Linked DNA regions of Homo sapiens: region 2 is linked to region 1. A link is an interaction called in ENCODE POLR2A ChIA-PET data of the cell type or tissue named here. Cell type or tissue: B cell. All regions are shown on one strand. Links, peaks and the distances in the headings refer to the core of each region. The heading gives the core; the rest is flanking DNA. Region 1 overlaps LOC124904731 (a long non-coding RNA gene). Region 2 overlaps ZC3H4 (zinc finger CCCH-type containing 4).

Region 1 (5,368 bases), core at 205-5,204:
TCAAAAGCAAAACAAAACACCAGCCTGGCCAACATGGCAAAGCCTCGTCTCTACTAAAAATACAAAAATTAGCTGGGTGTGGTGGCACATGCCTGTAATCCCAGCTACTCTGGAGGCTGAGGCAGAAGAATCGATTGAACCCGGGAGGCGGAGGTTGTAGTGAGCCGAGATCGCGCTACTGCACTGCAGCCTGGGCAACAGAGCAAGACTCCGCCTCAAAAATAAAAAACCGACCCCCACCCCCAAAACAACAACAACACAAAACCCTTGTGGGCAAAGAAAAAGAAGTTTGTGGGTGGGTCAAGGGCTGCCTCTTTTTTTTTTTTTTTTTTTGACAGGGTCTTGCTCTGTTGCCCAGGCTGGAGTGCAGTGGCATGATCACAGCTGATGATCACAGCTCACTGCAGCTTCCACCTCCTAGGCTCAAGCAATTCTCCCACCTCAGTTTCCCGAGTAGCTGGGACTACAGGTGCACACCACCACACCTGGCTAATTTTTAAATTTTCTGTAGAGATGAGGTCTCACTGTGTTGCCTACCCAGGCATGTTTCCAACTCCTGGCCTGAACCCATTCGCCTGCCTTGGTTTCCTAAGCCCGCATGCAGCCCTCATGAAAGACTGTGGGCTGTGAGTCCAGATGGCCTGACTTAGAATCCCCTCTGCCACCTGTGGGTGATGTTGGGGAAGTGGTCACAGCTCTGTGCCTCAGTTTCCTCATCTGTGAGTTGAGACAGCACAGGTCCCTACCTCATAGGATGTGCAGTCAGAATGTGAATAACAATAAAACATTGGGCTAGGCACACAGTGGCTCATGCCTGTAATCCCAGCATTCTGAGAAACTGAGGCAGGAGGATTGCTTGAGCCCAGGAGTTCCAGACCAACCTAGGCAACATAGTGAGACCCCTGTCTCTACAAAAAATTTAAAAAATAATCAGGCGTGGTGGTGTGCACCTGTGGACCCAGTTACTTGGGAGGCTGAGGAAGGAGAATGGCTGGAGCCCAGGAGGACAAGACCACAGACAGCTGTGATCCCATCACTGCACTCCAGCCTGGGCGACAGAGCGAGACTCTGTCTCAAAAAAATAAATAAATAAAATAAAAAGACCCTGTTTTATAAATAAATAAACAAAAAAAAATTAAACAATAAAAGTACTGGGGCATGATGGATGTTTAATATATGTTACTTGTCATTACTATTACCAGTGTGGGAGTCCGTTGACTCTCTGAGAATCCAAGCAAGGAAACCTCTAGCTAAGGACCCCTCCGCCTCTTTTATGAGAACAGGGTCTCACTCTATCACCCACGCTTGAATGCAGCGGTGTGATCTTGGCTCACTGCAACCTCCGCTTCCCAGGCTCTGGTGATCCTCCTGCCTCAGCCTCCTGATTAGCTGGGACTACAGGCCTGTGCCACCACGCCCAGCTAATTTTTGTATTTTTAGTAAAAATGAGGTTTCACCATTTTGCCCAGGCTGGTCTTAAACTCCTGGGCTCAAATGATCCTCCCACCTCAGCCTCCCAAAGTACTGGGATTACAGGCATGAACCACTGGACCCGGCCTGGACCCCTATTTTTTTTTTTTTTTTTTGAGACGCAGTCTCACTCTGTCACCCAGGCTGGAGTGCAGAGTGGCATGATCTCAGCTTACTGCGACCTATGCCTCCCAATTCTCCTGCCTCAGCCTCCTTCCAGTTCAAGCGATTCTCCTGCCTCAGCCTCCTCCCAGTTCAAGCGATTCTCCTGCCTCAGCCTCCCGAGTAGCTGGGACTACAGGCATGTGCCACCATGCCTGGCTAATTTTTTTTTTTTTTACTTTTTTTTTTTTTTTGAGATGGAGTCTTGCTTGCCCTGTCACCCATGCTTGAGTGCAGTGGTGCGATCTTGGCTCACTGCAACCTATGCCTCCCAGGTTCAAGCGATTCTCCTCCCTCAGCCTCCTGAGTAGCTGGGACTACAGGTGTGCACCACCACGCCCGGCTAATTTTTGTATTTTTAATAGAGACAGGGTTTAGCCATGTTGGCCAGGCTGGTCTTGAACTCCTGACCCCAGGTGATCCACCGGCCTAGGCCTCCCAAAGTTCTGGGATTACAGGCCGTGAGCTACTGAGCCCGGCCCAGGACCCCTATTTTTATGGGGCCAAGATGCCTGCATTCTCTTCTGGGAAGGATCATCAGCCCTGTGTTCAAAAGCCATGATGCCTGAATCCAGTTTGGGGAGAGACAGCAAGTCCCTGTGTTCATGGGGTCAGGATGCCCAGGTCTACTTCTGGGAGGAGGACAGTTCGTGTCTATTTGCACAGATGCTCATGTTGAGGCTGGGGTCTCAAACTAGTGGTCCGCAGGCCGTCCACGAGTGCGTTTTCTTGACTCTGTGCAGTTTCGTATTTTGAGTGTTAATGCCTCTCCCACGGGCGCACAGCACAGAGGAACGATAACTCCGACATGGGTTCAAATGATGACCTTGAGCAAGCAGCTTCTCCGCTCTGTGCCTCAGTTTCCCTCACTGTCCAAAAGGGATCTGCACAGGCAGGACCAAAAATATTGTGAAGATAAAATGAGTTCGTATTTGTAACATACTTAGAATAGTGCCCGGAGGTAGTAAGCCGGATGTGAAGTGCTGGTGAGACAAAATAGAGCTGGTTGACTGCAGACCTAAAACCGTCTCGTCTCCAAGATCTTGTCTGCCATTCTGGGCAAGCAGATTTCGCAGCCTGGGGAGAGGGAGTTGGGAAGGACTTAACTTTTCACCGCAGGGCCTGAGTCCTGGCTTTCCGCGGTGGGGAAGGGGTCTCCCGGGTCCCCTCGGTGTGGCCGGCCCTGCAGGCCGGGAGGCTGGACCGGGGCCGGGTGGGGGCTGGGCGGGGGCGCGGGCGTCCGCAGGGTCCGAGCGGCCGGCGCGCGTGTGAAGGTTACCGCTTCCCGGCGGGGCGGGGGCCGCGCGCTGTTGCTGGGGTCTGCGGGGCCTGCCTGCGCCCGCGCCCCCCCTCCTTCCCGGCCAGCCAGTGAGCGGTACCCGCCGCCGTTGCCAGGGGAAACTCGCCGCCCCGTTACCCAGCAACAAGCCTGGCCCAACCAGGCGCGAGGACCCCCCAGGCCCCGCCCGCCGCTGCCCACCGCGTGCCCAATGCCAGGCGGGCAGAGCCGGCCCAGCTCCCGGAGACGGCGAGCGCGCTCATTGGCCACCGCCGCGTCCGCCCGGATCTGGGGGAGCCCTCGGCGCGGGGGGCGGGGAACCGGGCCCCGGGGAGCTGCCGGGCGCGCGGCCTGCAAACCTGCGACCGGCTGGGGTGATACCCGGGCTGTGCACCATCCACCTCCCTGCTCCCCTGTCCCGCACTCTCGGGTGAGGATGGGCAGTTGGGATGGGCTGGAAACGGGGTTGTGCATTCTGTTCCTACCCCCAGAATGGCACCCTGGAGTTGGCCTTGTGCCACCAAGGGTCCCCCTCCCACAAGGAGACCTGAGCATCCTGACTCCGTGAAGACAGGGACTGGTTGTTTCCCGCTCCCCCGCTCCCCGCCCCGCAGGTATCGTGGCTCTGGAACATAACGGTTGAAGTTCCCTCCCAGAAAACAACCCAGGCGTCCTGGCCTTATAAAAATAGGGTGTCACTGCACCCCCAAAGGACCCAGGCATGCCTGGCCCCGTGAAAACAAGGAGATGAGCCCCCTCCTCTTAGGAGATGCAGATGTCCCAGCCCCGGGACACAAGAACTCAGGGTCCCCCCAGAAGGGGACACAGTCATGTCTGATCCCAGGAAAACTAGGGCTGAACATCCCACTCCCACAAGAAACACGGACTCAGGCCTTTGGGCTCCCGACCCTGAGATGTTACAGAGCTCCTGGGCATCTTGGCCCTCACCACATTGATGCTGGGAGACACTCCTGTCCCTAACAGTCACCAGACCCTCAGGTGTCCAGTTTACCTAGGTGGGACCACCTGCCCAGCTCCAAGGTGCAGACCTGCCCACTTCCCACCCCTCTGAGCCCTTTTCCCCAGGGTCCAGGTGGTTGATCTCCCAGGACGTGGGCATCTGACTTCAGAGCCGCTTTCCTTACCTGTTGGCACCGACCCCCCACCTTGCGCCAGGGTCCCAGGCCTCATAGTGCCAAGGACCCCAGAAGTCCAAGCCCCGTGTCTCTGATTCCCCAGACACCTGGCCAAGCGACCCAGCCCCTCACAGTGATGTGGCTGGGGAGGAGGGAGTAGTGGAGAGGTTGGGGGGCCCTCCCCAGTCCCAGACCCCCAGGTCTGGAAGATCCAGCCCTGCAGCACCTTTACTTGGCCCCGTGGATCCAGACTGGGAGCCCCCAGCCTCGAGAGACCGTAACGTGCATGGCTGGGCCACTTCAGAGAGGCCCAATTCCTCAGTCCCCTCCCTCCCGGGAGACCCAAGGCAGAGCCGCCTGCAGCTCCAGACCCCAGCTCCAGACTTGGTGAGCCCAGGTGCGGCCCGCCCCTACCCTGGTACCTGGCGGGGCGGAGTTGAGGATTACTCAGCCTCCAGAATGAGGCGATGACATCATCCTGGGGGGGGTTGACTAATGGCCGCGCTGGGGGGGGCGGGGAAGTTTACCCGGTAACAGCGGCTGCCGCACGGCCCCGCCCCCGGGGAAGGGCTGGGAGGGGGAGGCACAGCCTGCGCTGGCGCACACACAAACACACACACACACACACACACACACACACACAGCGCATCCCTCCCCCACCGTCCCACATCTAACACAGCTTCCTGGGGCAAGGGCAGGGGTGCGGGGGTTGGGTGTTTGTGTGACTATGTGTGTGTGTGCTGGAGTCCTCTGTGGATTTGTGTCAGTGTGCTGTTGTGTCAGGGGGTTCACACATTACGGTGGGGTTGTGTCAGTGTGTGCTACTGTGTGTCACTTGATGGATTGTGTGTCAGTGTGATGGTGTGTGTCAGCATGCTACATTTGTCACAATGCTACATGTCATGGGCTGCTGTGACAATGTGATTGTGTGTCAGTGTACAATTGTGTGATGTTCTGGTGTGCTGTGTGTGATCATGATGGTGTGATGTGTGTGGTTCTGTGCAGCATGCTGGTCTGGCAGTGAGATGTGTGTGCCCATGTGATTGTGTCCTGACGCTGGGATCGTATATGTGTCAGAGTGATGTTGTGTTGGGGGAAGATCTGTGAAGGTGCTATGTCACTGTACTGTTCTGTTGTCATGGTTGGATGTGTTTGTGTAATGCTGGGTGTCACTGGGGTTGTGTGTGTATGTCATGGTGATGGTGTGTACGTGTATACAATGCTGTGTGTATATGGGATTGTGTGTGTCACTGAGTGTGTCAGTGGTACTTGTGTTGTGGGTGTTGGGACTGTGTATGTATCACTGTGATAGTGTATGCCC
Region 2 (5,368 bases), core at 242-5,241, 140 kb before region 1:
ACACATACAAGTACTTTAGCAGATCTTTAAAATGCCTCCAGCTCTAGTTCATAAAAAGCACGCAATGTTCCCTCCATTTCCTGCCTCCCTCAGGTTTGAAGGCCAAACCTACACCAGTAGATCAATCTCAACTATGGTATTGGACAATGAATCATTTGTTGTGATGGATGATGCTGGGTCATGGGATACCTGGGACAGCTTTAAAGACCTACTAACTTTAAAACATTTCTCAACCAGCCGGGCACGGTGGCTCTCGCCTGTAACCCTAGCACTGTGGGAGGCCAAGGCGGGCGGGTCACCTGAGGTCAGGAGTTCGAGGCCAGCCTGGCCAACATCGTGAAACCCTGTCTCTACTAAAAATACAAAAATCAGCCGGGCAAGGTGGCACATGCCTGTAATCCCAGCTACTCGGGAGGCTGAGACAGGAGAATCGCTTGAACCAGAGAGGTGGAAGTTGCAGTGAACCGAGATTGCCCCACTGCACTCCAGCCTAGGCGACAGAGCAAGACTCCGTCTCAATAAATAAATAAATAAATAAATAAATAAATAAACAAACAAGACAAAACATTTCTCATCCAAACCCGGACACCCACGTGCCAACGAATACTGGGTAAAGTAATCATAAGATGATTTGCGGCCGGGCGCGGTGGCTCACACCTGTAATCCCAGCACTTTGAGAGGCCGAGGCAGGCGGATCACGAGGTCAGGAGATGGAGACCATCCTGGCTAAGACGGTGAAATCCTGTCTCTACTAAAAACACAAAAACTTGGCCGGGAGTGGTGGCGGGTGCCTGTAGTCCCAGCTACTCAGGATGCTGAAGCAGAAGAATGGTGCGACCCCAGGAGACAGAGCTTGCAGTGAGCTGAGATTGCACCACTGTACTCCAGCCTGGGCGACAGAGTGAGACTCTGCCTCAAAAAAAAAAAAAAAAAAAAAAAAATGATTTGCTTTTCTCTTATGGGATTTTCTGGGGGAAGAAATGGTATACAAACTGAACAAATAATTTAAATTGCTGCTTGAAATGAGAGCGACAGTGGCTGAGTATCTAACCTCTGCCTACTGGCTACTTGAGAACATTTCATTCTCTTGCCAATTTCCCAAAAAGGTCATTTGTGAACAGTGGAAGCCAGTCAGCCGTGACGTGGACCAGTCAGCATCTTTCTCTGAGACATACAGGGCCTTGCTAAGGCCGCATGGAGGAGGCTCGAGAACATGCCTCATGGAGGTCAGCTAGGGCCTGGGTTCAAATCCCAGCTCCTTTACTTCAGAGAGCTGGGCAACCCTGTTGAAATTTTCTTTTCCTTTTGAGACAGGATCTTGCTCTGTCTGTCACCCAGGCTAGAGTACAGTGGCTGATCATAGCTCACTGCAACCTTAAACTTCTGGGCTCAAGGGATCTTCTCACCTCTGCCTCCTGAGTAGCTGGAACTACAGGCATGCCTGGTTAATTTTTTTATTTTTTGTGGGGTCTCACTTGGTTGTCTGGGCTGCCTTGTTGAAATTGTCTAAGTTTCAGTTTCCTCACTCATAAAATGGGGATTAAATTAATACCTGATGGCCCAGGACTGAAACTCACAAAAAATGCCCAGAACACAGCAAGTGCTCAAGAAACACAAGCAGTTGAACTCCTCCCGGCCCCAGAGCTCAGCAGTGCATGCCAGTCACTCACCGGCGCATATGGGGGGCTGTACTCTCTGTACTTGCGGTGACCTTTCTCACTGGGGCTGAAATCCGAGTCATCTGAGAAGTCAGAGAAGTCATCGCTAGAAGAAGCATGGCGCTGTAATGACAGGGGAAGGAGACTCAGCAACCTGCCACAGGCAGGCCACTCGGGCACAGTCAGCCTCAGGACAAACTATGCTGGCATGTGCCGCAGGGCTCTGCGCTTCACCTGAAACACCTCACCTGGGGCACTTAGTGGCAATGAAGCATAAGCTACCAACTCTTTTAAAAAAGGTCTTTATCCAATTTGAGATAAGCAAAGGCATTAAGAGTGCCCTCTGGGGTGGACAGCAAAAGCTCAGCCCCTGGGGCTCTCAGCCAGGCCCAATGCCAGGCAGTGGCAGTCCCAGGGGATCTCCGACCTACTTTGTGCTTGGATTTCCTCCTCTTCTTCGACCTCCTTTTCTCTTTCTCCCGCTCTTTCTTCCGTTTCCGCTTCAGTCTCCTGTGGGACTTCTCCTCATCCGAATCACTGTGATGCTTCTCCCCCTTTTCTTTCCGGCTTCTCTCAGGCCCTCCGGAGGTATCCTGGGTCTCCTCTGCCCCATCATCTTCCAATTCACCTTCTTCCAACTCTCCATCTTCCCTACAAACAAACCCCAATCCCACCATGAACACAGGGTTTGAGAGGAGACCTCCTAGGGCTCTGGGCTGGCCAAGGCTGACAGGAACCGAAGGCCTGACTGCTGTGAGCGAAGTGAGACCCTGGGAGGACATGGGGGCCATGGCCTCTTGTTCCATCCCTTATCCTCCCCCTGAAAGAACTGTGCTTGCTCCAGTCTAACCTGGCTGGGGGAGGGGTAGGAGTTTAAGGGCATTACCACTAACACCGGGACACATCTACGCCAGATTTCCCAACAGAACTAGTGTTCTTAGAAGAAGAAACCGACAAGGTGCTGTGGTCACATAAGCAGGAAGAGCCCCATCTTGGGGATTCATAATGCTTAACGCTGCACAACTTCCAGGAAGCCCCATAGTCCAGAAACCCACACAGCTCTGCTGTGAAGCACTTGGGGCACTTCTAAACCTTGCTTGACCACAGAAGTCTCTCTCCCAGGGAGCACAGACCCACATCCCCTCCCTCCCAGGCCCAGGATTGCCTGCTGGGCCCCGGGCCCCAGTGAGCTGGGCGTCAGTGCCACCTGAGGCTGAGGGCGGTGGCTGTGCACCGTGGAGAGGGCCTTGGTTCTGAACCAGGGGTGGCCCCAAGCTACCTGGGACCCACCCACAGGCAGGCCTGGGCTGTGGCCTGAGAACCCTCCAAGTACTTTATTACAAAAGCCCCATGAGAACCGCTGGAAACAGGCTCAGAGTCCCAGGTCACAAGGTCTGACCCACCCTCGTCAGTCCCACACCTCTAGGCCGGAGGCAAGCAAACACTGAGCAGCTGGAGGAGGGGGGACGGATCCCAGGCCCCTCCTGAGGGCCTCACATGATACCGGCCCTGCTTTCTCTCCCTCCTCTGACTCACCTCCAGATAGTGGAACCCCTTCTGGCTCCCCATCCTACACTCTTCCAATTCCCCCGTGTCACCCCAATCTCCAGGACTTTAAAAGTGCTCTCCAAACATGACAGACACTGCCCAGTGGACATTCTGCATATGTAAATATCTATGGGGTGGGGTAGGAGTGAGGAAGAAATTGGGTTCAGGAGGGGGAGGCTGGAAAAAGAATCCAGTTTTTGAGCCAAACCCACAGACACAGTGTTCACAAGTACAGGAGTTGGTAAAGGAAAAAAACAATCTTTTTGAATAATTTTAAAAAGCTCCCAAAGTTCCCCATGAATGACCACAAAAAGGCTTGCGTGAGAGCATCCAACTCCTTCCGTCTCAATTAACTAGGACACAAAGAGAAGTGATGTAAGGAGGAAACATCACGAGCCCAGGCCCCAAAAGGTTAGCCACAAATGGAGCTATCTCTGCGGAAAGGCCCGCAGCTGCCCAAGCGGGAGCCAATGTATTAGGCGTGCTTGCCTGAAGGTTCCAGGGCATGTGGCAGACTCCTCCTCCCAGGACCCTCCACTGTCCTTTCGCTTATGTCCCTCCCTTTGTCTGCCTTGGGGCTGCTACCCAAACATCAAGGAGCGCCTCAAGAGCAGCTTTTTCTATGAACTCTCACTCCCAGTTCAAAGGGGATGGGTTCTATTTCAAACCCAAGTGGCCCAGCCCCACAGATACCCCTGGGCAGAGGTCAAGGGCAACTCTCAAAACAGAATGCAGGACACAAAACTCTTTCTGCTGCTTCAAAGTCAACAACACAGGTGACCTGACCCATGTGCACCTTGTGTTGCTTCCCCGACTAGCAAACTTGGAATGGGGCGGGGGTGCAGGCTGCAGTCCTGACAAGGGAGGTGCCTTCCCGCTGGGGTGCGGCCCACAGAAACCAGGCGTGGAGCAAAGTCCTCACTGGACACCTCACCCACACCGAAAAGGGCCACATGACTGGGAAAACTGGTTTTGTCCCAAGGGAGAAGCTGTTACTCAGTGACATGGCAAACTGCCCGCCGCCAGGAGCTGTGCAGACACTGGGAGGTGGCACCCTGATGGGAATACTGGGGGCAGGCCAGGGCCACACCTCAAGAGAAAGGGAGAGACGGACAGACTGAGCGGGAGAAGGCCCGGGACAGACTGGAGGTATACATGCTGGGGTTCCATAAAGAAAAGCTAAGAACAACATTACTCTCGACACTTAAGTCTAGAAGGGATAAAGCTGAGAGGGACATGATCACCACCCAGGCCACTAATATTTTAAATGCCATATCTGTGCCAGGTTGCTTGACTACCTCCTTTTCTGCACTGACAAGAAACTTGGTCCACAAGGCAGGTGCCTGATCATCAGGGCTGGGTCAGCTGAGCCGGAGTGGGTGGCAGCCTCAGCACGCCCTCCCTTATGTCCAACACCGCGGCACAGCAGGCGACAGTCTTGCCCAGGGTCAGCTGAGGCCTCCTTCCCTGTCCTGATGCCACTCGCTGGCTCGGACGAAGGTACAGGCTACTCTACATCTAACACCTGCGGGCAGAGGACAAAAGACCATTCAAGGAACTCCAAGAGCCTTAACCATCATCCAGAATGATTCTAGAAAGGAATCACCAAGGTAGAGAAGTGCAGCATTCAAATTCACCCTACAAAGACCTGAGCCAAAGAGGGATTCTGCACATTATCGATATTAACAGCTCCAGGCACATCTGGGCTCAAAGAGAATCAACCATACAACTTTTCACAAAACAGGCAGTGACTACTTGAAATTTTGTTTCCCTAAAGTTGAGAGAGGCAGAGAAATACATAGGATTTTTTTGTTGTTGTTAAACTGCTGACGGTTGATAAAGGGGCACTGAGACAGCAACAATAAACAGATCACTGCATTCTCAGGGCCCTCTGGCCATGTCAGGCCCTCAAGCCCCTCCGAGCCCTGGGCTAACTTCTGTCCACAGTCACCTCAAGGGGTCCCCCCTCACGACACCCAAGATGCTCTCCTAGCTAAACGTCCTGCGTGAACACGAGGTCTTGACTATATTCTTCAGACTCTGTTCAACAGAAAGCAAAAAGAAAGGAAGTCGAGCCAAATGGGAATCCCGTGGGCCACCAGCGCGACGGCACAAAGGCGGTCTCAACAAAACAGCAACCAGGTTTCAGCGATGCCACTTAA

The links. ChIA-PET counts read pairs that join two places held together with the same protein. Peaks named below come from ENCODE experiments on the same cell type or tissue, not always from the same donor. Only the 100,000 strongest peaks of a DNase experiment are listed, where the experiment ranks them.
Region 2: POLR2A ChIA-PET joins it to region 1 with 5 read pairs; 9 of 35 experiments call an interaction of 5 or more read pairs at or near these places.

The regions. Positions count from the first base shown.
Region 1 is chr19:47,236,699-47,242,066 of GRCh38, forward strand. It overlaps LOC124904731 (a long non-coding RNA gene), which reads right to left. Exons shown (of 2, transcript XR_007067278.1): 2 at 1,977-2,709. Among named protein-coding and RNA genes, the nearest start is that of BBC3, 8.2 kb to the left of the region's middle. RefSeq lists silencers at 2,933-3,262, 4,647-4,766 and an enhancer at 4,422-5,223. In B cell, for the core only: no CTCF peak of the experiment used is centred there; DNase peaks (open chromatin) are centred at 2,583, 3,153 and 4,553; H3K4me3 peaks cover 865 bases; H3K27me3 peaks cover 2,695 bases.
Region 2 is chr19:47,092,300-47,097,667 of GRCh38, forward strand. It overlaps ZC3H4 (zinc finger CCCH-type containing 4), which reads right to left. Exons shown (of 15, transcript NM_015168.2): 3 at 2,090-2,309; 4 at 1,671-1,781. Among named protein-coding and RNA genes, the nearest start is that of ZC3H4, 19 kb to the right of the region's middle. RefSeq lists enhancers at 1,283-1,542, 1,973-2,082, 2,505-2,694, 2,965-3,014. In B cell, for the core only: no CTCF peak of the experiment used is centred there; DNase peaks (open chromatin) are centred at 1,702 and 2,962; H3K4me3 peaks cover 528 bases; H3K27ac peaks cover 2,447 bases.